2 separate regions of the Homo sapiens genome follow, and region 1 is linked to region 2. A link is a loop called in an ENCODE intact Hi-C map of the cell type or tissue named here. Cell type or tissue: CD4-positive, alpha-beta T cell. All regions are shown on one strand.

Evidence for each region. A loop is a pair of places that touch in the nucleus more often than their neighbours do. Peaks named below come from ENCODE experiments on the same cell type or tissue, not always from the same donor. Only the 100,000 strongest peaks of a DNase experiment are listed, where the experiment ranks them.
Region 1: it touches region 2 in a loop (2.5-fold over the local background); 1 of 110 quality-filtered maps calls a loop at or near these places.

Annotation. Positions count from the first base shown.
Region 1 is chr14:24,691,741-24,694,240 of GRCh38, forward strand. No RefSeq gene overlaps it. Among named protein-coding and RNA genes, the nearest start is that of GZMB, 59 kb to the left of the region's middle. In CD4-positive, alpha-beta T cell, no CTCF peak of the experiment used is centred here; a DNase peak (open chromatin) is centred at 1,461; H3K27ac peaks cover 973 bases.
Region 2 is chr14:24,463,665-24,466,164 of GRCh38, forward strand. All of the region lies in intron 2 of LOC101927045 (a long non-coding RNA gene), which reads left to right. Among named protein-coding and RNA genes, the nearest start is that of SDR39U1, 22 kb to the left of the region's middle. In CD4-positive, alpha-beta T cell, no CTCF peak of the experiment used is centred here; no DNase peak of the experiment used is centred here.

The sequences.
Region 1 (2,500 bases), 230 kb after region 2:
GACAGTTTCAGTTCACAGGTGGATGTTCAGAGGTACCTAGTGCCTCATTCTAACCTGGTTTCTCTTTGCTCCTTCAGTTGTCTGCTAGTCATATTTGTTCATGCCTGGCCCCCAGTTATTAATACAGGTTGAGTTCTAGTCCCCGAAACTTTTTAAGCCTTAATGCAAATTAGTCAAAAAAACGCAGATATAAGAAAGGGGACCCACTGCTAGTTCCAGACCCAAATGTCTACTTTGGCTTAGCTGGGTGAAACTTTTAATACTGTATTTATGTAGAGACTGAGCTGGTGGCTCTGCCTGAAAAGGCTAAACAATTTAACGAAAAAAAAAGTCATTCATTCGATGAGTTATGAACTGGTTAATAAGCCATGTGAGTCCAGGCCCTTCAGGAAGCAGGCACCGAGATGGGATGAAGGCTGGACATGGTGGCTTGTGCCTGTAATCCCAGCACTTTGGGAGGCTGAGGCAGGAGGATTATTTGAACCCAGGAGTTTGAGATCAGCCTGGCCAGCATAGGCAGACTCTGCCTCTATAAAAAGTAGAAAAAAAAAAAGAAAAATTAGCCAGGCACTATGGTGCACACCTGTGGTCCCAGCTACTTGGGAGGCTGAAGTGGGAGGATGGCTTGAGCCCAGGAAGTTGAGGTTGCAGTGAGCCATGATCACACACTGCGCTCTAGCCTGGGCAACAGAGCAAGACCCTGTCTCTCTCTCTCTCTCTCCAGAAATACATTATAATATATAATTAAACATATAGAAGTTATTATATATTTATAATTTAATTATAATTTTAAAACAATTTAATTATAATTTAATTCCTATATATTTAATTATAACATATAATTAAATATATATTTATATTTATACATTTAATAGAACTATATATTTATTTATATTTATATATTTAATAGAAATATATATTTATATTTATCTATTTAGTAGAAAAAGAAAGAAAAAGAAAATAAAAAAAAAGATGGGATAAGATGTGCAAGAGATCTCTTTGGGAAATGTCTGAGGTGGGCAGGAAGTCAAAGGGGCCAAAAGAGTCATCAGTTTGAGACATAGTTCTGGCTCCTAGTCAAAGCTGGGCATCAGAGGAGGCCCTCATTTCCGAGGAATGGGCCTGTCTCAGTCTCGGTCATGCTCAGTTTTGAGCTGGAAGCAGCCCTGGGGAGGCAAGGTCTCAGCACAAACACAGCGATGGGTTTCAGAGCAATAGCTGGGGCCGCAGTCGAACTTCTGAAAGGCGCAGTTCCATTGAGATGATCAAGTGGGTTTGTGCATAGTGACATTTAGAGCGATTCTTAGGAAGTTTCCGGGAAAAAAAAAATTCTACTGGGAGGATCTTTCGGCATTTCCTGTTAGAGGCCTTCTCTTCTGACAGCCCTCTAGAAATTTCACACTGTACTCTATTTACTTATCACAGCAATCTGACAATGTCTCACCTTCCAAAGTGCTTGGGGTTTGTGGTCAGCTATGTGTTAACTTTTTGATCAAAGTGGGGGGTTCTAAGTAGAACGACTTTAACAGAAAGTCATTTGGCACTGAATCTGCTGAGTGACTATAGCTTTGAGTGCTTTGACAGCTATGAAACCACTCTATTTTGATTAAGTCCCTTACCCAAATGGCTCAAGTGGTGGGGTCAGAACTGGAAAACAGACCTCCTGACGCCCAACCCAATGCTTCTCTCAGTATTTTTCAATGGTATTTTATTTTCCCCTTAAGTTCTCCTTCATTGTTAGCGATAGTTTGGACCCCTGAAAACTTCACCCTGGCTTGCAAATCCCCTGGGACCTGTGGGACCTGTGGGCATCTAAGAGGGATGTTTTGCTCAACGTGGTGGGAGGACTTCATTCTATGCCATCTCACCTTATCTCTGATGCCTGCATTTACCATTTCCTCCTCATTAAAATCTTCACTCACTTATCCTTTGTCTCCCAGCATCCTCTCTCAGTTCCAGCCACAAACCTTGGCTGTGTTATCCCTGCTGCCTCTGGCTCCCCTCTTTTGACCCAGAGTCCCACTGGGTGGATCAACCAGGAGCTGTCTACACATTGGACATAGCTTGGGGCCTTCCCACCCTTGTGTTAAGGGACCCCACGCAGGAAGGTTGGCACCTGCAGCTTGGCCACGCATCAAGGAGTGAATTACTGATGTCATGGAATAGGCTTTTGAATTCAGCGGACCTAAGATACCTTCCCACCCTCAGAATCTGTAAACTTTTAGAACTCTATTCATAGCAGGAATATACTCTTCTCTGTGGCACTGAACTAAATTAGAGAAAATGCATTGACTGCGGACAGGGAAGGGAGTTTGATTAATTAGGGGCCTAGCTCAGGCATGGCAGCAAACTTTCACTGCTCCTGCTGTTGCTGTACATTAGCATTCAGCTGTTGCCGAGTTTTAAATAGCACCTCTCCCCCAAAGGAAAACTTCAAGGTCCATTCATTTACTAAAGCCTACAAATTTTCCCAGGGGATCAAATGCTAGACTGTCAGCCC
Region 2 (2,500 bases):
CCAGCATCAACTGCCAGATGTGTGTATGAAGATGCCTCTAGATGACTCTGGTCCTTGTTGAGTCACCCCCAGCCTTCAGGTATTCCCACATGAAGCACCAGGCTTCATGGAGCATAGCCCAGGTGTCTCTGCTGTGCTCTGAAATTCCTGGACCAGGCAATCGATGAGAATAATCCTGTGGTTGTTTTATGGCACTAAATTATGGAGCAGTTTGCAGTACAGCAACAGCAATAGGGTACTCAGGTTCAACTGTCAAGAGACCAGTCAACAGTGTAGCAAATAGATAACAGGCAAGAAAAGCCACACAAAACCAGGTGTGAGAAGTGGTCCTATTTCATTGCTTGGTCACGGATTACTGAACAGGAGATTTGAAACCCTTAACGGCATATCTGATCAGCAGGGGTTTAATGGGAAGAAGATGATTGGAACATAATTCCAGAGTAAAAGAAAGATATATGAACAAGCAGATGAGGGTAAAGTGGTCCTGTATGTGAGGAAGGCATAAGTAATTTTAAAACAAAAATTTATAAAATATCTATGGGAGGAAATTACATTTTCATGTGAATCTGAAAATCACACTCACATATAATAAAACATTTGCGATTTGATGATGCAATATACTCTTGGAGGTTGCTTGAGAAGGCAGATTGTCAGATGAAGTAAACTTGTGTATTTATTGGCTTACTAGAACATATTTAGCATCCTTTTTTGGGAACCACTGAGTGAGTGAATGAGGTGGTAAAGTATACTTTTATTTTTCAAGATTGAATGGATAAAACAGTGAAACATGAGTGTAAAAAAGTGGAGGTACTCTTTTTTCCTTTTTCTCTTAATATATATGTATTTTTTTTTCTTTTTCTTTTTCACACCTGGCGAACAGGAAATAGTGGTGCTCTTTATTGTAGATCACCTGACTTGTCCCAAAGACTGAGTAAAAAATGAGATGATAGAAGCTGTTAATTGAATGCAAACAGTACTACTTGATGAAACAAATGGTGGAAAATGCCTTATTATGATGGAAATTAAAGGTGATGTTTTTAAGATCTGGGGATATAAAAATAGACTGGCATATAAACCAGGCCAGGTGTTAGCTATAATTCTTTTAGCAGTGGTGTTTATGCCCAGTTAAATTCAATATCCTCATGGGAGAAGGGAGATAACTGAGATAAAATAGGCAAATTAGTTAATGAAAAATTGAAAAATAGAATATGAAAAGGTAATAACCCATATGAGCCAGGTAAATTACAGACACAGTGGAAGTTCAAGAAATAACCATTTCTGGATCAATATTTTCATGTACTTAATATTTTTTCCTTGGTGATTAATAGCATAATCAAAGAGGCTGTTATGGGTAAAAATATGTCTCTTAAAATATGGTAAAATTGACAAGGTGAGGAAAAAATGAGGTCACTGAAAAGTGTTAATTATAAATTAGGAAACCAAAAATTCTCACAGGGACTGAAAACCAACTTAAAAAAAAAAAAACCAACGTACCAAACTTTTTTTTTTTTTTTTTTTGAGACAGGGTCTCTCTTGCCTAGGCTGGAGTGCAGTGACAAGATCACAGCTCATTGCAACCTTGACCTCCTGGGCTCAATCGACCCTCCCACCTCAGCCTTCTGAGTGCCTGGGACTACAGGTGCACCCCAGCATGGCTGGCTAATTTTTGTATTTTTTTTTTTTGTAGAGATAGGATTTTGTCATGTTGCTCAGGCTGGTCTCAAACACCTGGCCTCAAGCGATCTATCCTCTTCGGCCTGGAAAGGTGCTGGAACTACAGGCATGAGCTACCATGCCCAGCTCAAACCAAACTTTTAATTGCAGCATGGTGCTCTGCTAATGTAACTCAGTGAGCAATCACAAAGTGAACACATCCCTGTTACCACCACCCTAGTCAGGAAATAGGACATCACCACATCAGAGGCCCCCCGACAACCATGTGCCTCATCCTAATTCTTAACATCTCCACCCTCACCAAATGTGACTGCCATCTTGACTTTTAACACCAAAGATTAGTTTTGTTTGTTTCTGTTCTTTATATAAGTGTGCTGACACAATAGGTCTCCTTTTAAGTTTGGCTTTTGCTCCCCTTAACATTATGCTTGTGAGATTCATCAATGTCATTGTAATAGCAGTTAATTTTTGTTGCTGGGGAGTATCCTATCGTATCACTGTACCATAATTTATATGAATAAATAAGTAGTATTTATTCATTCTACTGTTGAAGGAATTTTGGGCTGTTTCACATATCATGCTATAATGAATATTCTTGTTCATGCTTTAGGATGCAGAGATTTCTTTTGGGTGTGTTCTTAGGCATGAATTGATGTCATAGGATATGTGCATTTTCAGTTTCTCAGCTGATACTGAGAAAGTGAAAAGTGACGGAGCTGTTAACGGCACTTCCTCTAATAGTGTAGGAGAGTTCCAGTTGCTCTCCTTGTCAATATTGATATTATCAATCTTTCTAACTTTAGCTATTCTAATGAGTGCATGCTGC